3 separate regions of the Mus musculus genome follow, and all the other regions are linked to region 1. A link is a loop called in an ENCODE intact Hi-C map of the cell type or tissue named here. Cell type or tissue: left cerebral cortex. All regions are shown on one strand. Region 1 overlaps Gigyf2 (GRB10 interacting GYF protein 2). Region 2 overlaps Dgkd (diacylglycerol kinase, delta). Region 3 overlaps Usp40 (ubiquitin specific peptidase 40).

Region 1 (8,000 bases):
AAAGGTTCTACAATGCCAAGTTAAACCTAGGATGCAAAATATCCTGGGGAAATCACAGCAGTACTGAACATAGTTTTCAAGTCATTATTTTCTTACATAACATTTACACAAACTGGGGCATTTCAAATAATCTACAGGTGATTTTAAAGTATACTGGAAGATGTAGATTATATGCAAAAAAGTACACCTCTTTGAATTAGACAGTTAAGATTTTGTTATGTGCAAGGGTTCTGACCCAATCCTCTAGAATACCCAGTAGCAGAATGTAAGCTTAGCATGTGCCATGCCCAGAGTACTATCCCCAGCAACTCCTTGACAGCCCCTCCACAAAAGAACCCCTGCAGGAAATAATGAAGGAAACAACTGAAAAGGAGTATGAAAATGCGTAATCAAGAGATGAGAAATGTTCCCAGAAAAAAAAAGTTCACTAACTGGGAAGTAAGTGGGGAAAAAAGAAAAAGGCTCTTGGTTAAACAAAGGGCACACTCCATGACTAAGATGGCTCTGTTCTCCTAATATGTCCACTCTACCCCAGCTTGTTTTTACATTTATTTTTATCTTGCTGGAACAGAGAGAGTTTGAGAGAAGAGCTGGGCAAGTTCAGGGAAGGACATTCTGAGGATCTGTGGTTCAAAGGCAGTCTCCAGTCTCCAGCTCAGCACACTGGCCGTAGCCGTGCAGGAAGGCTTCCCAACCTTCAGCCGGACTCCACCTTCCCAAACACAGGCCTAGTCACCGCTCCTCCCAGAGTGGCCCAAACTGCTTCTCATCTCCAAAGCCTGTGGTGCCACGGCTGCTCCATGCCATCAAGAGGGAGAGTTTCATGCCAAGCTCAGCCTCAAGAGAGGCGAGTACAAGACACTCAGAGAGACCACAACACATTTTATTTAATTTTTTTTTATTTTCCTCCACACTGGCAAAAGTTCCGAGGGAGCTTAAAGTTTTGTAAACATTTTAACTATCCCTCTTCCCCACCCCCCCTTTTGAATTTACAAAGCAAAGGAGAGGAGTCTCACATTTTAATGGTTCCTATCTCCTTATGCTATTTGATCCAAAAACTATTTACAAGTTTGTAGCAGTCTCTGTATAGTTATTGTACACATTTAGGAGGGAGAGAGGCAAGAAAGGATAGGGAGAATGGTGATGCAAAATAATAAAAATAGAAACCAAATATAATCTTCCAATACCAAACTGCTCTGAGAGCAACTCCAGCCTTGTCCAGGCACAGATGCCGAGCTGCCCACCACAGCACCTCTTGCACAGGCCCAGCTGACCCACAGCTGCCGCCGAGGTGTTCGACTATCCCAGGTGATGTTCACTAGGCGAGGAGCAGAAGCAGTCAGAGTCTGTCTGTACAGAGCTTGAGTACACTTGGCCTTGCTATGGAGCAGGCCTCCCACTCCTGTGCCTGCCATCCCCATACCCCATTGCATCCTCCTGCATAGTGGTTTCCACGGATGAAGGTCTTAAAGATGGTCAGGCTTTGTATGTTCTCTTTTCAGAAAAGGCAAACAACTTGCCATCCCAGAATCTTTTCACAAGACCTTTTCAGGGCCATGGCAAAACATGCACACGGTGCTCTGAGGAACAGATGAAATTCCCAGCTTTTATCAGAAGCAAAAGTTTATCCCTATCCGAGTTGAAATTACACAAATTCATACATATGGTAAAGATGCCTCTTAAACGAGACAAATTTTCACATAAGGGCCCAAAACAAACTGGTCCTAGTCCTTGAAGTAAAAATATTTATGGGAGGAGGGGAGATCAGTTTTTATATGAAAGGAAAATTAAGTCCCTGTCCCAGGCCATAGGGTTTCTTTTGTCCAGTAGTAACGTTGGAATATGTTAGGGAGAACACAGCTTGCTTAGAAAGTTACTATCTAATGAAGAACACACGCATCCTTTCTTCAGAAAGAACAGCGAGGGTGTGCAACATCAAACAAGCCAATCTACACCCCTCTCAGGCCTCTGATGCAATCCCCACGTTAACAATGGTCATGCAACCTACAGACAGAGTTATGCCTGCCTGTGGCAATAGAGAAGTTACTGTCCAGGGGGTGATTTGTTGCTGGCCAATGTCTATTAACCATTAACTCTCTTCATGACTGCACCAGTTAAGGCCCTTTGCCGGTATGGGGTGGAATAGAGGGGTGGGGAGAAAGAACAAAACAGAACAAGAAAAGTGATAAGAGAAAGTGATCTGCTATTGGCAGATTCCAACACACTTCCAGGAGACAGTAGATGAAATCAACGCACAGTGAATGTGTGCTGGCAACATTAGCTCTGCTGGGGAGCAGCCCCAACTGCCACCCTGAGACAAGGGCTGGTCCACTAGGTACAGTCTGAGATGCTCACCAACAGTGATCTAAAGTAATCTTGGACACAAAGGGCTAGGAAAAAAAAAAGCCTGAGATGATTGGTTCTGTGATTTGTTGCAGAGTGACAGAGAAAATGGTGAACGTATGTTGTGTCCAATGAGGAGAAACCATGGTCACTAGGCGGGAGTGGGAAGGCTGGCACAGCGGCAGGAACTCAGTAGTCATCCAGAGTCTCAATCTCACCCATGTTCAGTCGCTCTGACGAGGCGTTGACTGAAAACCCTACAAGAGACAAAATAAGTTTATGAGCGACTGTTCTGACTGCCAAGTGGTTCAATTTCAAGCAGCTGGCTGGAATTTAAGTCTCTTATGCTTAAGATTTACACTAAACTGGGTACAGAAGAAAGACAAGAAGAAAGATGCAAGCATACCTATGCAGAAAAGGATCTCTGGTCAGTCAGACTGGAATGGAATCAGCTTAGGAGAGGCATAACCGACAGTAATCACAAGCACTGTGACATTAGAATACCTAACGCTACTGGTCACATGAAGGGACTTTTACAATAAAATCCATAACCACAAGTTGATTAGAATTTTAGTGATGGGCCTCTTGAGAGGGAGCAGCTCCAAGAAAGCTCCCCAGTTCCTCAGCCCTGGATGAATCCTCAACTGTTTCAGCTGTTATTTGGACGCCAAAAGCAAACAGTCAACGCCCTCCACTCTGCTGCGGTTGCTGGTACTGGGTGGGTTTTTCACACCTTCATTTTGTACCTCAATGTTTAAATTTTCAAATAAATACGCATTTGAAATGTTCTAATAACAAATAAAGTCTTGCATAATAAGATGGCTTAATTAACAGGATCAAAAATAAGATTTAAAAAAATAAAGAAGCCTGTTTACTAACTAAGAAGCTATGGAGAAAGCTGCTGTGTGACAAGGCACACACACGGAGAAGTGAGTACACCAAACTCCATACACAGGCCCAACCAGAAACTCCACCCACAACCCACCTGAGAACCCGTTTTTCCCTTGGAAATACTGAAGGCTTAGTGTTTGTATCTGTCAGGTGATGGTTTTACTTGGTAAGTCTAAAAACCTAAAGCCCAGCAGTCTATGAAATGAGCTATTGCCTTTATTATTCTGAAGCAGGTTTGATTTCAGTTCAAAAACAAATTAAGTGAGATAGAAACAACAAGTTGCATAGCACAGAAGAAATGTAATTTAAAAATCAACTAATATTAATCAAGATAGGAAAAGAGAAAGCTATTGAGAAATAAAGATTATTTGATGTTTTAATGTGCTGATTACAAGGTGAGGCTTTTTAGCAGACATGCTCTGACTTAACTGATTTAGGAGCTCAGTCAGGCATAAACTTAGCCTTCCAACTTCAAAAAGCAACAGCCTGTGAGTGCCATGAAAGGCAGGGCATCACAAAAGGGGATTTCCTCACTCTGCTGCTCCACAGACCACTTTCTACTAGGTCTACAACACTCACCTTCATGCTTCCTTTTAGGATTATGACAATGTCTTTGTGTTTCTACAAAGGGGAGTCTGACTGAGAGGAAGCTATATATTTTATCACCCCCAAATGGTTTACACGGGCCCCCTGGGAACCCTTACAATCAGTATGACCAGAGAAGAGTGAAGGGCGCCTAGAAGTGAAGTGAGGCTGGGGCGCCCTCTGCTGGTTCCTTTGCAGTCTGCTCTCTGTGGTCACTTTAGATCAAATTGGAACCTATTTTTCCAGTATGTGCATGGAAAAAAATTCTCAACCTATAAATTTGCAGGGAATACACCCATTGGAAAGTAATATATGAAAATGAATAAGCAGAAAAACTGAAAGAAAATTAAAAACTTTCAGAGGCATTTCCAGAAAGAGGGGTAAGTAGGCAGTGACTTGGCTTCAGTGGGAAGCTCTGCTCCTGCGCTGACTGCCCTTCCAAGCCTGAGAGAACTGACCCACCTCCCATGTCCTGAGAGATGCTGACATCCCTGCTGGGGTCTCTGGCAGAAGACCAAGACCACACTGCAAGGACAAACATCCGTGGAGCAGCCTCTCACACCTGTAAGCTACATCACAAGGGCTTCTCAGCTGCAAGTAGTTAGAAATCTGCTCAGCTCTGTCTGAATTTTATAGTTTCTGACCCATGTTTAATATTAACACTCCAGAGAAGAAGAAAATCGACTATGACAGCCAAGTTTCCATTAACTTCATGTTCAAAAGCAGTGAAGGATTTCATTTATCACTATTTATTTATTTATTTATTTATTTATTTATTTATTTATTTATTTATTTATTTATTTATGGGTTTGTTGGGCCAATTTAAGATACAAAGCAACTTACATTCATTACTTATGAAATACTGTTCCCTACCATCCCTGGAGTCATTTAAAGCCCTAATTTAGGCATCTGCTTTTTTTAGGAAGCTGCTGCATATGAGGACAACAGCTCTCAGTACTAGATATGGAGGCATCTACCACAGAAGAGTGGAGAAGGCCTGCAGCTCACTGGCCAAGACAAGTGGGTGTCCTGGCAGTGCAGTTGCCCAGGACCTACAGAAAGTGGACGTAACAAGCACTGCTTAGTTGAACATCTGCTTCCAGCAGAAATAAGCACCTGAACTTCTCAACTAGCTCTACTGTTGTTGTCCACTTTCGTTATTTTTGCATGAAATTCTAAGTAAGGCTTTAAAGTTTGAAGGACCAGAATCATACTGCTAGTTTGTCTATACTAGCACATGGGCAAATCTCCTACACTTACACACCCAGGAAATATTGCCTATTCTTAAAACCAGATAGTAAAATGAATCTTTACATGAAGACTGCAGCGATGTATCTGGTTACTGTCAGCACCCAAAACCTTCCTCTCACCCCACCTGAGAGTCCAGGCCTAGTCTTACCTAATAAACTGGGATCTGCTCGAACCATCTTCTGCTTTTTCTTCTTCTTGCCACTTTGCACAGCCTCAAAATTTGATTGTTGGTTGTTGCTTTGATTGGTCTGAAATACCGAATGGAGTGTACTATGGTTCATCCCCCAGACAGAGTCCTATGAAACAAGACACAACACAACTACAATTATGCAGTGCACGTGGATATGGACTGCTCTAAGAAAATGGCTGGCTTGCCTTTGCCTTGTCAAGTTTGAGTCTGTTAACAAAAATCCTCTGGCTGAGGAGATGGCTCAGTGGTTAAGGGTGCATACTATTCTTGCAGAGGACCGGAGTCTGCTTCCCTGTTAGGCAGTTTATAACTGCCTGTAACTGCAGCTTCAGGGGTATCGCATGTTTGATCATGTGGGTACTCATGTGTATATACTCACTGACCCACAACATACAATTTAAAACAATTTTAAACTATTTTAAAAATAAATCTAAAAAAAAAACAAAACAAAAAACCCTACCCCAGTCCCAGCAGTAAGTGTGGGCCACTGAGCTACCAGCCCTCACTCTCAACACTCTACTTGATGCCTGCTATCTCTACAAAGTCTCTCCTAGACCTTCAGGCTTTCACTTCAGCTCTATCAGAGAAGCCCTAAGTTTTCCATCGGATACAGTTATCTATGTCATCAATTAAGAAATGCAATATAGTCGGGCAGTAGTGGCTCACACCTTTAATCCCAGCACTCAGGAGGCAGACGCAGGTAAATCTCTGTGAGTTCAAGGCCAGCCTGGTCTACAGAGCAAGTTCCAGGACAGCCAGGGTTACACAGAGAAACCCTGTTGTGGAAAAAACAAAACAACCAAACAACAACAAAAAAAACCCCAAAAACCAAACAAACAAAAACAAGGGAACAAACAAAAGAAATGCAATTCACAGCATATAGTTATCAACACTATGGTAATACACACATCTGACTCACAGCAAAAAATGGTTGTTCTCTAGTACACAAGTCAAAGAACCAGTTGGCCATACACTAAAGGCCAAAGCCATGTTACTTATACAGGCAATCCCAGAATGTATTTGTTACCTGAATACTGCCCACACACTGGCTAACTGGTTAAACTATAAGACAGCTCACTAATCCTTTGTTCTTGCTGTTCTTAGATTCCAGTTCAAAGATCAGGGGCAGTGCCACGGAAGGAGCAGAGAAAGCACTGTAGACTAAATAGGCACACAGGAGAGCATCCCACAGGTGCAGTGTTTTCTGCACTACTTCATACCTCATGCTCCCGCAATGTCCCAAGACATCTGTTCTACTGTGTTCTGGTATTGGAGACCTGACACTGCCTCTTAATTTAGCCCTAAGTCTGCTTCACACAGATCTAAAATGCCTTGTGCTACAGTGTATTTTCCCACATCTTGGATCTACAACACTGTTATCATGTCTAATAGAATAATGAGGTTCAAGGATATGAGTATTTTTAGCCTTGCCAATCATGAACCTTGCCAATTTGTCTTTCAGAAAACATATATTACCAGCCCTTAAAGATCCCACATTTGTAAAGTCACTAAAGTTTATTTTTTATTGCCATTATGAGCATACTTGCTCAGAGAGGCAAAACAATATTTAACCCCCAAGGCACGTGTTCTCAGCTGACAAAGGGCAAGGGAGTATCCACCTTCCTACTTCAGTCACACCCTATAAGCATGTGTCTCTTTCTGTCAGTCATCTAGTACAATGCTTTCACATCTCTGTTTTGGCTTCCAAGTCTAAGGCTTAGATGCTATGGAGTACTTCTGAGCCCAGAAAGACTGTGCTGCATCCAAGGGAGAAGATGTGCAGTGGAGTCTGTACAAGTGAGAATGACAGCCGCACTGTGGGGGTGGGGAATCAGTATTAAGGAATCAACAATGTCAACAATGCCTCAAACGAAATCTTGAGACACATTATGCACCAATTAGACACTGTGTTAATGAGACTTGAAGAACTTAACCCTGTGTAATTCGTAAAGACAATGCCAGTACTCCAATTTCCTAGTCACTCAGACTTTATAGAGCAGTGGTTCTAAACCAGAGAAGGGTCATGACACCCTTTTTTTTTGGGGGGGGGGCCGCGGGAATGTCAAACAACCGTTTTACAGGGGCTGTATATCCGATATCCTGTATTTCAGATATTTACAACATGATTCAAAACAGCAACAAAATTATAGTTATGAAGTAGCAATGAAAATAACTATATGGCTGGAGGTCACCACAACCATATTAAAAGGCTGCAACATTAGGAAGGCTGAGAAGCACTGGTTTAGAACAAAGCTACAAGGAACAAAGATCAATTGTGTCTTCACATCTCCTTTTAACAGTACAGGAAATACCTGTCATAGCCCATATACAGTGACACTGCTGTCAGGATTGAATATAGCAATACATGAGTTATGATCTGCAGCCCAACTAAAACATATATGAATAAAAAAAAAACCCACTCAGGTACTTTTTTGCTATCTGGAACATTTACACAGACATGTACTGTGAAGGACACACAGATTTTGAAAAGTTTTAGATGCATAAAAATAATTTTTTTAAAACTTCTCTGTCTTCTCAACATTTATAGACATTCCTATTCACAGGTACTGTACACACTGTTAACTTTATACCTGCTGCTGCTGCTGCTGCTGCTGCTGCTGACGCTGCTGGTTGACTTTCTGTTTGGCACGGCGTTCAAGGAACTGCTTGGCAAACTCCTTGGCCTCGGAAGTATCTCCTAAATAGGCCCTGGTATAGTCATGGACTTCATAAGGAGACT
Region 2 (8,000 bases), 490 kb before region 1:
CCAGGTGCAGGAGCTCAGAGCCCCGGATGTCGTGCCGCGTGAAGATGTCCTTATACTCACAGAGACTGAGGTGCTCCAGCCAGGCAGCAACCTCCTCTGTCCCCCAGAGGTGAACTGTCAGAGACGGAAAAGCACGAGTGCAGTGAATGCCCATAGCCCAGCGCCAAGTAGGCAGCAGCCAACACCAAGACACCCAGCAGTGCCACCCAAGATGCCTCCAGCAGCCAGCACCATCACCCAGCCACAGGCACTGTGCTCCAGCAGTGTAAAGGAGACAAAAGAGCTACCCTCCTGAGGGACATGCACTGCAGATGTGCTGATTACTCCTGCCAGGCGGGTCACTAGCCTTTTGGCTACTTCTGTGTCCCAGAGGAATTAAACAGCACCAAACACAGAGGGAACATCTTTGTGACTAAAGCCAGCATTTCCTCTAGCTTCCAGAGGAGCTCACAGCTGGAGCACTACAGGAGATGTGCAGAGACTTAGGCCATGCAAAGTCAGATCCACCATCATTCACATAAACCCAATTTTAGACAAACATGCAAAGAAAAACTCAAACAGAAGCTGCCCTGAATGGTAGCAGATGCCACACCAATTCCAGCCCTGGCCCCTAAAGGTGCCAGATACAGTACCCAAGGCCAACCACTGAGATACATTTAAAGACCCAATTTACTGATCCAAAGGGGAGGGGGAAATGTTCTTTAGCACCATTTCCCATTGATTCTTCACCCACAATCACTGGTGGCCCAGAGGGCCAAGCTTAAGAACCTTGATCAGTGAGTCAATTAAATGGGAATCAGCAGCCTGCCAGAGGAAACAGGCACAGAGGACTCCAGCACAGTCTTGAGTCTAGAGTTTTGTGTCTCCGAGTTTGTCTTGTCATTCCTATTGTCCTCTCCACTTTCAGCCCCAAACTCAGTGTAGGCAGGTTGGCTCAGTTGCCCATCACCCCACAGTCTCCATGGAAGATGCATTCAAGCAAAGCAGGACATCAGTCAGTACTCAGACAGAGAGAAAACAAGCAAGGTGTGGTCTTATAAGACAGACTAGTATAGCCATGTGACTAGGGATTATAGCACAAGACCAAGGGGGAAAGCCTCAATGCTGAGGAGAAAAGCAGAGACCAGGAGAGCTGGGCCTTGACAGCCAGAGAGACACACAGGAGGGGGCAGATACCAGGGCCTCCTAGGTTACTGTGAACTTCTTTGTTCTTATTGTTTTTCTCCTTTTTAAACTTGGTCACAAGGCGGAATTTACCACTACGGCTGCGTTTAGTAAGATCCAGCATCACATTCTGTTGGAGAGACTAAGAAACACAGAGTCAGAAACTCATTGCCAAGGTCTAATCTATATTTGGGGGTTGGGAGTAGGAAGAGATACTTTGTTAATTAAATTTTTTATACTCTTATTTGTTCTTATACATTTGTATGGGTGCCCAGGGAAGTGGCATTATACAAGTAGTTGTGAGTCCTCTGAGTGATGACAACCAAACTCAGGTCCTCTGGAAGGGCAGTATGTGCTCTTAAACACTAAGCCATCTCTCCAACCCCAACATCCTTATCCTTAACTTTTACATATTGCTGCCAAAGGTTCCAACAGACTAAACTGGGCAGAGGTTGTTTCATATCATTTATCTCCTATAACTATGTTAAAGAGGACACTGTCTCCTGTGTTATGGAAGGCCAAGGTAACTTTTTCTCTTGGCCCTTTCTGTTCCATCTCTAAGACACCAGAAGCCCAGAGGCAGCCTAGGTTTATCCTTGCCAGATGCTTTCCTCTTCTGTCTCCTGCTGTAGGGGGATCCTATCCAGGAACAGTATGCCCTGGGTCCCCGTCTAAGACTCTCTTAAGACCCTGTAGATCACACTGAATGGGAACTGGACACAGCAACTGAGTTCCTGTCACTGATCTCCAAGGAGCTCTTGCCACCTGCTCTCCACCCCAGTCCTGCTGTTTCAGAGTGAGGATCATGGATCACTTTTCATTCCCAACTCTCAATTCCTTCCTCCATTTCTAAATTTCTCTGTGCCTCAAAGGCCATTTTAGTAGAGAAGTTTCCAGAAGGCAGACCAGCTACCTCAATTCCAAAGCCTCAAGGACTATATTGCACACAGGGACTAATGGCATGAACCACTAAACTCTGTAACTATGTATAGGACACACATACCTCTTCCTCACCAGGCTCCAAGGGCTGGCAAAGCCAGGGAGTGTCTGTCAGCTTCCTGAGCTGCTGGTCCATCTCAATTAGGGCAGCCCCGAGCCGTTCCTTCTGAGGGGGATCCAATTGCTGCTCCAGAAGAAGGGAGAGAGAAATGGAGCTGTTTAGCACAGCAAACCTGAACCAGCCAAGCAGGTGGGTAAGGCTTATTAGACCAAGATCCTTGGTGGCTATAAAAACTTAGCAGAACTGAAGCGAAGGCCTGAGCCCAGAATGTCCTTCCTTGAACAGGTGAGGATGGGTGGACCTCTGTTCTAGTTTAGGGAAACCACATGCAGCAAACCTAGTACCTGGCCAGCTGCAGTGCCCCTGGGTTCTGTCACCAAGTGGGCAGGCCATGCTCCTCCTGCACAAGCATTAGAGGCAGCTAGTGCAACATCTGGGCATTCAGGACAGCACCTCTTTGGAGTGGAGAGTGGGACAGTACTAGTCTAGGGTCTCCAGCAATGCCCTTCCATGTCATATGCAAGCTAGTAGCCAGCCATCTGAGCAAGCTCCTAGAGCCCAGCAACACCCCTACTCCCACCCAGTGAACCAGTTTCACATGATGAGTGGAGACAGATGATAGAGCATCACACCCAATGTTACGACTGGCACCTAGCCACACAGATACTGTTAAAGGCATCTTTAACATCTGACAACACCCTGGCTGGCTGAGATGTTGTCAAAGAAATTTGGCCACAACATAATGGCCACACTACATGGTTTTGAGGCCCCTTTCTTCAGGCTCAGGACCCCGGACTGAAAACTGCTACCCCTATAAGTCTAGCACCCTGGACCTACACCTCAGATATAGCCAGAACCCTCCTATCGGTTATCAACTCACCAGGGCCATCTTCCCAGCCAGCAGCAGCTCTGTCTCACTGCGCAGTGCTCTGATGTTATTCACCATCTCCAGAACAAAGCTACAGTTCAACCCCTGAGAAGAACAAATGTATCCATATGAAAAGCCAAGGGCTGTAAAGGTGAGGAGGAGCCAGACCCAAAAAGACCAAGTACCTCTGCAGTTCTGGGCTTGCCGTATACTCGCTCCATGGCTTTGGAGCTGGCATTGACAGCATGTGCGAGCTCCTGTTCCATGGCTCTGTGGGACTGTGCTATCTCCCGAATGCTGCAGGAAAGAGGCACATGTCAGCCTTACACACTGCTATGAACACACCCAGGGGACACATGCAAAGGGGGTAGTCTGACACACCAGTGGAGATAGTAGCTTTGCCAATGATGACCTCTCAGTCACAGCCATAGGCATATCACACCCCAATAGCAACAAATAGTGGACTTTTATGGAAGATCTAATACCAAATCCTAGCTTTTCCAGGGAGAAAAATGTGTAAGATGAAACCTTTCATAAAATGGAAAGCAACCAAACAGCTTTGCATGCAGGCTGAGAGTCAAGAAAGTTGGGGACACAGATGCTGCATCATGCTAAGACATTCTGGAACTTCAAGTTAGACCCACCTTTGACCGAGAAACCTGGTGTGCTGCTGAGCTCTGAGCCACATCAGCCTGAGTAAGACCAAGAGCTGACCAGGGGTATCTCAGAGAAGCTGGGTGAGGTGGGATAGAACAGGGCATGCTGGGAGAAAAGCTAGGGAGCAACTTGCACATACTGTGGGAAGCTACTTGTGGCTTTCAGTGACCTAGTAAGCACACCTTCCCAGCAGCCAGGCTTCCTGGGCTACCAGGGATTACAAAGTGGCAGGGCCACAGTCCCTACAACAAAGAGTTAGATAAACATGGCTGCCATGGAAAGGAGCAGAATGGGGTTGCATCAGTATCAGCTGCTTGTCTAGAGATAACACCATGGAGGAAGAGGTGCCAGAGATGCCCGAAAGGACCAAAGAGAAACTGGCCAGCTAAGCAGCCTGAAGCCTCTACTCACCAGAACAAGGCAAATACGTCCAGGACGAACACACAGAGAACCCATGGCCAAAACCAAAGAAAAAGCCAAGGGCAGCACTGAGAGGCTAAGCTATTGAAAGAACCAGAAGGTCTGGAGAGCCCAAGTGAGCAGGAAGGCGCCTACAGTGGCAAGGCCACAAGAGCAACAGCTCTACAAACCACTTATAGACCACAGGTACAGCAAGAAAAAGCCTGATGATTTACTAGAGCAGGGTGCACACTGCTCTCCAGAGTGGCTGTGGCCTTTCTCAGACACCCAGCATGGGATTTAAAGCTTTAGTGGCTCAGAAAAATCCCTGTGCATCTGTGTCTTCACTGTGCAAACCTGAGTAATAACCAAGAAGACGAAGGAAGCAAACTAAGCCAGAGAAGTCAGGCTCCAGGCCCCACTGTAAAGCAGAGCCAGCAAACAGGACCAGGCCACAAAGCCTGCAAGGTCTCAAAGAACATGGCAGAGCCTACCTGTGAATGAGGCCCCCTGCTGCCTGCCCAAACTGATCCATCTGGGTAGCTTCCTCCTCAGACAGGATCTCAGGGTGCAGGGAAAAGGAGGGTGGGCGGGACAGCTCACACTTCTGTTTGTCTTCCCAAGACTTCAGGGTGTTTTCAAAGGCCTGAGACATTAGAACACAGAGTCAGACTTCTTCCTGTGCCCTCTAGAGGGCGAGCACACCATCTGCCCACAGCAAGGTAAAAGCTATGTATGTTAGTTTAACTTTGTGCCTTTTAGAACATGTCTCACTATATAACCTTAACTGGTCTCCTGCCTCTAGATTATTGAGACTACAGGGCACACCACTATGTCAGCTAATCTCTGTATGGTGAAGAGAAATCCAAGAACAAAGATGAAACCCTTTTGCCTCTTTTATGAATGTACAGGTGAGCCCATGAGTAAGCCACTGGTAACCCAGACCCCACCAGGCCTCGATGGCAATTGCTCTTACCCTGTCTCTGGTCAATGTCTGCGCCCTGTTCTTGTGCACGATCCGAATGTACCCAGGTGGCTGGATCCAGGCTTCCCCATCCACCTGCACAGGCACGCCTTCATCCCCCAGGATGGAGATCTTCACTGTGCGACACTTAAACAGATGCCAGACTGTTATTCCCGTGCCAGGAGATTTAAAGCACCCACAGGCCTTGCTGCTCTGAGTGTCTGCACTCCCACTCCTTACCCACAGCCATTTACTTGGCCTCCTTTTCTAGCCTCTGCTCTGTTGCCCCCTCTGCCCCTACTGTTCCCTCCCCACACATCTGGGATAGGTATAACCAGAAGATCTTGGGTACAGATACGGATATCAGGCTAAAGGGGTCAAAGAGTCATGGTCCTTGCCAGATGTAAACATCCCTGGGCAGAGCAAAATCTAACATCAGATGATAAAGCTTCTGCAACTCTTTACAAAAATGTGCACAAAAACAAAAAGGTAAACTTTAAACAGCTGAGTGTTGGGGACCAAGAGAATGCAGGAAGACCCAACAGATCTTATCAGCACTGCACTGTATGTACAGTTACTCCTTCCCTGCACCCCCAAAGTGGGTGGACCTGTACCAGCTCTTCAGTGCTGTCAGAATTAAAGCCAAGAGCCCTGACCTAACTGCCCTCTCTAGCTAACCTCAGAGCTGTCTGTCAAGCCCCGGTGGGCTTAGTCATCGCCACAGACAGATCCATGTCCAAGGTGCACTGCTTCTTGCAGCAGACCAGGCTCATCTGGGCCTTTTCTACCTCAGCAAGACTCAGAGCACTCAGTGGGAGAGGGAGGCAGAGTGGGGCTGCCTCTAAGGTCCTAGTTAGGCATCTCTCTTGGGTCTCTACTGTGAGCAAATCCAAGCATCCTAGGCCAAACCCTGCCTCTCCAAACAGGGATGAGTCCTAGAAGGGGGTGGGCTAGACCTATCGAACAGCATGGCCAGTACCTGGGCAATCCGATGATGCTGTAGCTTAATTACACGAGACACAGCCATCTGCATGCTGCCGAACACAGCAACCACCTCCAGAATCTTATCATCGAATGATGGAGCTGCAAAAGTCTGAAAGGGCCAGCATGAAAGCTGTCTGCCTCACTTCCCCAAACGCGTCTCCCTCTTGCTCTGCTTCCTGTTCTGGGGGTTCTGGTGAGACAGACAAGCCCACACCCACACATGGTACAGTGATGGTGGTAAATGAAGTGCAGGGTTGGGTATCTGTTACCCAGAAGCCCAATGCCTGAGACTAGCCCTCAAACGTGCTATTTATTAGACATGAGCCCTCAGGCAAGTTAGTCATGTCCTCCGTCCTTCAGAGGGAGATGACACTGCTTGCTCCTTAGGAGGGGGAGGTATATAAAATGAACGTGCAAACAGGTTCCAGGTACTTAGAACAGTGGCCTACAAATAAGTCTGCAGTAAGTGCCAAGCTGGCTTTTTAATTACATGCAAACCTTGGTTAAAGCCCGTCAATATCTTCCTATGTTCTTGACATAAACTCCAGACTCCTGCCTTTGGCTTCTACTGCCTCATACAATGCAGGCCCTACAGGCATCTCCCTCCTCCATGCACATATTCCACACTGCACTTGGGGAACTGTTCTCTATATACTTTGCCCCTTCTTGCTTCTGAGCTTCCACATCTCCTTTCTTCTGCCAAAACAGGATACTCTCCATCTAGTGCCTGCCAATTCGGACAATTTAAGTTCTCCTTCAAGTCTCAGCTGCTTCTCACTTGATCTTGTGCTAGACCTGCCTTCTAGACACCAGGCCGATTGGTGAGGGAACCTGTCTATCTGGTCCTCCACCATGCCCACTGTTAGGACCAAGGAGATATCCCATCTAGTCATGCCTCACTGACCTTGCTAAGCCCAGCCCACCCACCTCAAACCCCATACGTACATCATCTTCCTTGGTGCCCCCCCAGAAGTTGGTCCCTCCAGCATAGCTGGGAATGTTGAGGACAGCAATTCCTTGAAGACTCGGGAGGGGAATAGGGCGGCCATCACACTGCGCCGCAGAAAGGCAGATGGAGAGAAAAGAGCAGTACTCAGTATGTGCCAGTTCTTCCTAGCACCAATTTAATATGCTGGGCCTGTGGCAAGGCAAGGCTCCTCAGGGACGATCAGGCAAGGCTCAGTAGAACTCATCTCTAACCAAGGTTGGGAGGTCACCCACCAGGCCAGGAGGCTACCACTCACCTCCAGCAGGACCTTTTGTTCCAGGTTCCTGTAGGTTCTGTGCAGCAGCTCTTTGGTGCCAAGGACACCATACCACATCATGTTCTTAGTCCTACTCCTAGAAACAGAAGTGCCACCTTGGACAGGGCTCTCTTACAATAACCTGAGTTACTGTTATGAAGCCTGGGGACTTGTGCGACCTCAAAAGGCAGCCTGGTTTCTAATTGAGCTAGATTTAAACCCCAGATACCCAGCAAGGGACAGAAGTCGCTTGTCTGCCACACTTCTAGACACCAGGGTCCTGATATGAGGCCTTAGCTCTCCATAATTATGTGACCATCAACCTGACCCATAGATCACATAGCCTCAAGACAGAGCTCCATTTAAATGAGGTACCTAAAGGCCTGAGGGGCTTAGCCAATCAAGCTCTCCTTCCCAGATACTCCTCCCTGCAAAAGGTATTTAACCTTAGGCCCACCCTGAGAAAGTTTCACTGGTCACAACTCTCCACCATAACAATAAATGCTTTAAAACCATGGACTGCCTCTTCTCACTGGGACCTGCTGTGGGGAACAATGGAGCAGGTCTTCCTCTAAAGAGCCATGCCTAATCTAATGCAGGAAGCCTCTCTACATTTTCAGACACACAGCCAACCTGCCCTGACCAAGCCTAGGACACTCTCCCCTCAGGAACCATCCAGAGCTCTCCTCCTGCCCTTTTCCCTTCGCCCCAGGCTAGCGC
Region 3 (8,000 bases), 530 kb before region 1:
CTGCATAGGAAAATGTAACTATGAGCAAGCAAAGAAAGGTGTCACACAAGACCACAACGCATCATAATGCTACTCCCTGGTGACCAAGTATTCAAATCTATTTTTATTCAAACCACTATAATAGCTAACAGAAAAAAAGGTTGATTAGGGGCTGGAGAAATGGCACAATGATTAAGATCACTAGCTGTTTTTTACAGAATTTGGGTTCAATTCCCAGTATCCATATAATGGCTGCCAACTGTCTGTAACTCCAGCTCCAGGGAATCTAACAGGCTCTTCAGACCTCCAAATGCACCAGATACACAGATTGTACAGAGAAATACATGCAGGAAAAAAAAAAAACAAAAACAAAACCTATATACATTAAGTAAATAATTCTTTTCAAAAGAAAGAAAACATTAGACTAATTATTTTACTTAAGTGCACTACTATGCAGTCACAAATTTTAGCCTATAGAAATATGAAGTGAAAAATCACTGCTAGTTTGCTGACTACAATCTCAGTTTTTACAAAAAGATTGATGTCTTGGGAGTGAGATTACAGATAGTACCCTAATATACTTCGAAAATAACTTTCAAACTAGTCATAGTGACTCATTTATATATATATATCCAGCATTTGGGAGGCTGAGGCAAGAAGATTGTAGTGAGTTCAAGACCAACCCAAGACACATAGTCAGGTTCAGGCCAGCCCAGACTATAGCAAGACCCTGTCTCAAAAAATCTAAATGAGTAAATGTAATTTCTAAAATTTAAAACAATTTATTATTTTAAGTGTATGAATGTTTGCCTCTATGTGCCATATGTGTGCCTGGTGCCCTGAGAGGTCAAAGCAGGGCATTGAATCCCCTAGAACTTGAGCTACAGTGGGTCGTTGGCCACCATGTGGGTGTCGAAAACCAAACCTGGGGCCCGTGGAAGAGCAGTCAATGAAAAGCAGCGTTCTTCCTTTCTCCCTTTTTTAAAAATTTAATTTAATTTTTTTTTTTACTTACTCACTTTATATCCCCATCACTGCCCCCTCCCAGTCACCTGCCCTCCAACAAACCTTCCCCTGCCCCCCTTTCTCTGAGCGGATGCCCCCCCCCCCCCCCCATATCTCCCCACCCTGGCACTTGAAGTTTCCACAAGGCTAGTAGCAGCTGAGTCACCTTCAGACCTAATTTCTGAATTTTTACAGTAACTAACAGTTAAAATTATAATCAGCACAAAACTAGTAGGTATGCTTAAAGAAAATTGAAGCAATGAGATTCTTCTAGATCAGCTTTTAAAATATATATATATATTCTTCAATTGTTCATCTAGGAAAACTAAGATCAAGAGAAAACTTTGTTTTCCCTTAGGTAGTCAATGTTAATGCTCCTGGATCCAGCATGAGTGTGTACCTCCATACATTTATGTCCATTATGTGCATGCAGGGGTCTGAGGCTTCAGATCCCCTGGAACTGGAATCACAGGCAGTTGTGAGCTGCCTGATGTCCTAGGAACCAAACTCCAGTCCTTTGCAAAAGTATCAAGCACACTTAACCTCTGAGCTATCTCTGCAGCCACTCATCTTTGAGAGAATGTCTTCTAGGATAGCCCCGGCTGGCCTCAAACTCAAGATCCTCTGCCTTGGCCTTCCCAGTGCTAGGGTTGCAGATGTGTATTACCACACCTGAGTTCAGGTTTTTAATCCTGCCTCCTTAGCAAATACAATTTTGTTTGGTCAAAACAAATTAATGGACAGTTTTGTTCACAGCTCGAGCCAATCCAAGATACAGAGTTCCATGTCACTTGCTGAAGGAAATGGATGCAGCCAACATTCTACTGCAGATGAGAAGGTAGTTTGAGTTACATTTGGTGCTTAGATAGTATTTCTGGAAAATACTGATCAATTTGGGTCATAAGCATTCAATATAAAAGTTTACCAAAATATGTATACCTATTAACTAGTTATAGTAAAGACATCATTTATCCATATGTAAGAGTGAATGATAACATCTGGTAACCATGCTAAGTAAGGATCAGAGCCTAGGACGCCTAGAGGAATTGGAAGCATGCTATGTGAGTTGTGCTCTGGCCTAGCCAAATGATTCCCTTGAGTTTACAGAGAACTAGCCAATATAACTGCCCCCCAGTTTTAAGTAGTTGTAAGAACTGGCATATAGTGACAGAAGACTAGAGGTGGGTTGATTCTAAAGGGGCTTAGTGTCAGTCAGGGGAAAGGGAGCTATAATGGCTGGGCTGGAGTGGTGGCCCAGTGGGTAGAATACTGGCTGCTTTTCCAGGGGACCCAGGTTTAGATCCCAGCACTCACATCCCAGTTCACAACTGTCTATAACTCTATAGTTCTAGGGGATTATATGTTCTCTTATGGCCTCTGCAGATACTGCACACACATGATAAATAAATAAATATAGGCAAAATGCCCAAAATAAAAACAAAGGTTTAAAAAAACCTGAGGGCATAACTTAAGAACATGGCTAACCTTAAGCTCTGGAGACCATTCTGTTGCTGTGTTTGCTCATCAGTAGTATCAGCAGAGTGTTGGGAATAGGGTCAGATAACATAGCAAGCTATGTTCAGAAATTTTATCATGGACTTGAAACTGGGAGTGAAAATAGTAGATGCAGTGTATGACACACCATGATCAATGGAACTCTCAGTGAAAACTAAACCATTGAAACATGCTAAATGCAGAAAAGAGCCTGCATGAGTGACCTAGGCTAGCAGTTGCAACTTAAGAATTAAAAACAAAACAGCAAAAGCTAAAACTAAAGCCCTTAATGTAATCATGGAAAATCTAACGTTCCTGTCGATGAGCATAGAATTCATCTGAAGTACTTAGTCTCAGCGACTGCCTCGTTCCAGCCTAAGCTTGTTCTGCCTAAGGGGACAAGATTGCTACCAGGCTTTGAGTTAACTGAGAGGAGCGGAGATCAGCCTGTCACTTAGGATTTCAGCCTGGAAAACAAACACTGGGAAAGATCTTAACAATCTGGAAAGACCACAGGAGCCTCGTGGACATCAGGATGGTGTTTGGAATCCACCTCTGAATATGTGGGCAGACATCCAGAATTCTTCTATAGCTAGAGACAGTCAATGTATGCAGTGTCCATGGAAACAACTTTCTCTTAGAATTCATGGCACAGGTCTCGCTGAATGTGTGCTGTATTGAAAAGCCAAAGTAAATCATTTGGGCAGGCAGAAGAAAAAGATGTTACTGAGGTAGAGTGGAGAACTTACACGCATGATAAGGTGAATGGTTTTGTTTGTTTGTTTGTTTGGGGTTTTGTTGTAGTTTTTTAACTTTAAGAACTCATATTTATTGAGTTAACAGATTCGAAAGTTTTTGGTTTGAGATAAAGAGTATTAAAAAAACAGTGTATGTGTGTTTTGTTTATGTCTCTAAAGGGCAGAATGTGACTCTGCAAACAGTACTTTTGAGTTGCATCTTCATTTGGGTCCTCACTACCGTTTCTTCAATGGGGCTCTTCACCCTGCAGTCTCTGAGACAGAAAGCGTGTGGGACTTAACGTTTGATAAAAGAAAAACTTTAGGAGATCTCCGTCAGTCAATATTTCAGGTAATTTAACAGAAACGTGTAATCTATGCTTCAGTAGCAGGTGCTCTAGAATCCTGTATGTCTGAACTTCTGCAGTAAAGGTCATTTCTGAGTCAGTTCTGGCAGAGCTAAGCTCAGTAGCCTGGTGCTCTGAGCTGTGGAGGGCATTCCAAATGGAAAAGGCTTGATTTGTTTCTTATGTCTTATGCATTACTGGCTATGCTGGCTATCTAGTATTTCAATTATGCATCTCTGCAAACTGTCAACTTAGACACAAGCCACTGTTGAAGAACCAGGAGATTGACACAGTAAATGAATCTTATAAATGTATTGTAAAGACAAATTATCTTGTCTTCTTAAGAGAAATATCTTATAATGTTATAAAAAAGACTAGAGTAAAAATAATGTTCTGATACTATTTCAGTGAGGTTTCTGCCAGTAGCCAGGCTCAGATTTAAAAGCTTAACAAACCTCCATCTATCTAGTACATAACTGACAATGCTTATGAGAGGGTGCGGGGAGGGGTGGGAGGTGAGGGTGGGAGAGGAGATAAAACTCGGCCTCATACAAACTAGGCAAAATACTGTACCACAGAGCTATACCCCAGCCCAAAATGTTACCTTTTAAGTTAGAGTAGGGGGTTTTCCTTTCTGTAGTCCCTGGAGCCATGTTGTTTTCTGAGTAAAGCTGGGTCAGAAATTCCTGGGCCAGATTGCATTCCAAGAAAGTCCATCCTTACATAAACTGAGTAAGATTGTTTAGATGGCTACTGGGCTTAGGCACCCAAATTCTTCAGTCAACAATGGATGCAGTCAACATCTTTGGGCTTGAGTAATTCATCAAATGAATTGTTTATTTCTAAAATGCTGGTGTTGCTTAGGAATGGGAGTGTTCATTTGCTACTCTTACTGAGTCCAAGGGTGTGCTGTTCATATGTTATGGCTCATTGTTTTCTCACTCTACACGTTCTTTAGCTATTGGAATGTTGGGAAGGAGACATGGTTCTTAGTGTTGCGAAGCGTGTGCCAGCAGGACTTCATGTGTACCACACCCTCGATGGTAAGATCAATACAGAACACAGCAACTCATTCTGCGTTTATCTTGGGGAGCTTGACAGTCCTCCTCTGCCTCCTACCTATTTCTTTTTTAATTACATTTATCTTGGGGGGGCAGTATATACATGCACAATGCATGTGTATCCTCATGGAAGCACAGGAGCCTTGGGGGACAACTTACACAAGTGGATTCTTTGCTTCCACCATATGGGTTCCAGGATGGAACTCAGGTCATCAGACTGTGAAGCAAGTGTCTTCCCACTGAGCCACCTGGCAGCCTTCTATCTCAGCAGTCTATCCAATGTATATGTAAACTCTTCTCAATATGGCATGTTTTACTTTTTTTTAAACTAAGACTACCATCCTACCAAAACTTTAAAATGCTTTAGGTATATAGCTATAGATATACACACAGAGTCACAAATGACTGAGCAAAATGCTTTAAAACCATTAAAATCTTATTTATGTGGCTTTGCCCACTCAATCTCAGATTTTGTAGCAGATAAAGACAAGTCTTTTGAGAGTTTAAAGGCATTTACTTCTCTGAAATAACAAACCAGTATAAGAATGGTAGTGTTACAACACACATCTATTTGTGACAGCTGACACCGGCAGCAGTTTGGTGGTGATCTGGGCCATTTGGAGTCTATGGGTAATCTCAGGTGATTTGGGCTTGACTGTTGACCTCTATGTACCTTCCTGTCTTGCTGCTGTGCTCACAAAACTGTATAATGGTCCAGATTTAATAGTATAACTAATAAAATAATTACTGCTTTTTTATGATTTTTCTTAATAAGTGCCTTTTCAAAAACATTGAAGAGTCATGGCTCTCTATAGCTTAGCTATATTTGTGGTCATGGGGAATGAACTGAGTATCTCATCTTTCTAGGAGATGACTTGACACTGTGTGAAGCTGAGGTTGCTGATGGGGAAGACATCTTTGTATGGAATGGGGTAGAGGTAAGAAAAATGGCTGAAGCAATATTGATGGTAATTTAGGATGTTTTACAACTCTGTTGCAGGGCTGGGAATGTTGCCCAGTTGGTAGACTGCTTGCCTAACATACATGAAGCCTTGGGCCTAGTGCAGTTCCCAGCCCTGCATAAAACTAAGTATGATGGTAGCACACACTTACAATCTCAGTACTCGGGAAGTAGAGACAGAAGATCAAAATTCAGGGTCATCCTCTGCTATAATAAGTTCAAGGCCAACCTGGGCAGCATGAAACCATGTCTCATTACAAAAAAAAACCCAAAAAACATTGTAATGAAATTTTATTTGGCATTCAGTTAGCCATCAGAAAATTCCTGAAATGAACTGGGTATGGTGGTGCACATGTATTCCAAGGCGCCTGAGATAGAACTACTCAAGTTGAAGGGCAACTTGGACCACATAGTGAGTTCCAGGCTAGCCCTAAGATACGTAGTAAAGCTCTGTCTCAGAAATTGAAAGGAGGTGTAAGGAGAGAAAGGGAAGGAAAAGAAGAGGGGAAAGGGAAAAGGAAGGAAGGAAACTTTGGACTGCTCAGTACTTTTGAGGTCAGTGGTACTTACTAGCTAGATTAAAGAAATATGTGGATGGCAGAGGAGATTGTGCCAGAGGTAAAGTGCGCGAGGATCTGGGTTAGAAGCCCTGAACCTTTGTAAAAAGCCAGGATGGTGCATGCTCTTGTAATCCCAGCACTGGGGAGGCAGAGATAACATAATTAACTGGGGCTAATAGCCAGCCAGCTTAGCCTACTTGGTGAGTTCTAGGTTAATAAAAAAAAGTTGGGACAACCAAGATCTTGGCTGCACACATATATACATGTGTGTGTTCGTGCACACCTGTATGCACAAATGCACATGCTCAAAAGTAATGAAGCACCTCCATTTTACCAAACTGTATGTCCCATGCTTGATGCAGAATAAGCTAGTCATCCATGGCCTCCTTATGTAAGTAGCTGCACCCTAGGCTTTAGTGTGTGTGACAGCTGCAGGGATATAGAAGAGTGTAGCCAGGGCTGCTAAAGCAGGAGTGACAGGAGTGGATGCTGTCTCAGGAGGGATGAGCATCTCAGATGCCCTGTGACCTGTCCTTGGTCCTCTGGATTTCCAAGGGCACATTGCCACCATTTGGCAACTCATACTTTAAAGTCAGAAAAGGTGAATAAGAGAAATTTTCAAAATAAAATTCAAAGTTGTTCTTTTAATACTTAAAAAGGCGGTGTGAAAAAACTATTCACTTGAAAAAAATATGGGTTGTGCTACAAGAATAGGTTTTTCTGTGAAAGAATAATTTTTATTTTACTTTAATTTGGTAAACGTATGCTTCACTAGTGGTTGTATTGATGTTGTTGCAGGTTGGTGGAGTCCAAATTCAGACTGGTTTTGATTGTGAACCTCTGCTGTTAAACATTCTTCATCTAGAACTAAGTGGTGAAGGCTCAAAATGTGAGCAGTTGGTGGAGTCACCACATGTCTTTCCTGCTAATGCAGAAGTGGGCGCTGTGTTCACAGCCTTGGGCACCCCAGCAGGTGCCATCCTCATGAACAGTGTGGAGTCTGCAGATGGAGAGTGCTGGACTGCTGTTCCCAAAGAAGACATGAAGAAGACGTTCAGAGAACAAGGTCTCAGAAATGGAAGCTTAATTTTGGTTCAAGATTCAGACAGTGATAATAACAGGTAACTCATTGAAGAGAGAAATAAGGGAACATATTGTTGTTTATTCTTTTAAAAATAGTTTATGTGTGTGTATATGCACCTTTACCTGCTTCATCATCTCCTGTTGTTCAGTTTTGGGCTAAGATCTTGTGTGATCCAGACTGGCCTCAGCCTCTATTTAGCTGAGGCTGGCCCTAACTCCTAATCCACATCAGAAGTGCTTGTTGTGTCAGGCTTAGCTCTTAAGTGTACAGAGGAATGTTTGGGTTGTATAACTTAGAGAAAAAAAACTGTTATAAATATGTCCTTGACTTGTAGATACAGTCTCAATTAGTTCTCTATAGGCAGAATCCTATCTAATTAAGTTATAAGTTATTCTAATTAAGTTATAAAACTAAAAGCTTATTCTCATAAGGAAAAAGAGATTCATAGGACAACTTAGGCTTTCCTTGTGGTATTCTCTGTGATTCTTGGAAGAGACCCAGCCTTCCCAATGGGACAATTGCCCAGAGAAATTAAATTACCCTGAACCCTGTAGCCATCTCTGAAACTCTGAAGTGCTATACCTTCCTACTCCTGTGTCTGTGTCCATACGTTTCTGCAGCCTGTATGAGATGCCGAGAAGCAGAGCCTGTGGGCTTGTGTGGTCCTCCATGGAGACATGTTCTTCAGCTGTGCTTCTCTGTCTTGTGTATAGGAGAGTGGATCATGTGCTCTTTATATAAGATAGTCTTCATTTAATAGGACTTGGGAGAT

The links. Peaks named below come from ENCODE experiments on the same cell type or tissue, not always from the same donor. Only the 100,000 strongest peaks of a DNase experiment are listed, where the experiment ranks them.
Region 2: it touches region 1 in a loop (2.1-fold over the local background); 11 of 42 quality-filtered maps call a loop at or near these places.
Region 3: it touches region 1 in a loop (2.6-fold over the local background); 2 of 42 quality-filtered maps call a loop at or near these places.

What each region holds. Positions count from the first base shown.
Region 1 is chr1:87,443,678-87,451,677 of GRCm38, reverse strand. Gigyf2 (GRB10 interacting GYF protein 2) reads right to left here. Exons shown (of 29, transcript NM_146112.4): 27 at 7,852-8,000; 28 at 5,219-5,366; 29 at 868-2,600. The coding sequence ends at 2,533. Among named protein-coding and RNA genes, the nearest start is that of Snorc, 23 kb to the left of the region's middle. In left cerebral cortex, a CTCF peak has its summit at 4,005 (motif pointing left); DNase peaks (open chromatin) are centred at 2,562 and 3,992.
Region 2 is chr1:87,933,483-87,941,482 of GRCm38, reverse strand. Dgkd (diacylglycerol kinase, delta) reads right to left here. Exons shown (of 30, transcript NM_177646.3): 20 at 7,281-7,377; 21 at 6,982-7,089; 22 at 6,032-6,145; 23 at 5,065-5,199; 24 at 4,583-4,734; 25 at 3,218-3,329; 26 at 3,045-3,137; 27 at 2,168-2,287; 28 at 1,177-1,306; 29 at 1-114. Among named protein-coding and RNA genes, the nearest start is that of Usp40, 71 kb to the left of the region's middle. In left cerebral cortex, a CTCF peak has its summit at 4,785 (motif pointing left); DNase peaks (open chromatin) are centred at 5,211, 6,153, 6,743, 7,246 and 2 more places; H3K27ac peaks cover 3,019 bases.
Region 3 is chr1:87,977,576-87,985,575 of GRCm38, reverse strand. It overlaps Usp40 (ubiquitin specific peptidase 40), which reads left to right. Exons shown (of 32, transcript NM_001198573.1): 12 at 1,741-1,822; 13 at 3,396-3,567; 14 at 4,521-4,605; 15 at 5,491-5,561; 16 at 6,943-7,265. Among named protein-coding and RNA genes, the nearest start is that of Usp40, 27 kb to the left of the region's middle. In left cerebral cortex, no CTCF peak of the experiment used is centred here; a DNase peak (open chromatin) is centred at 3,071.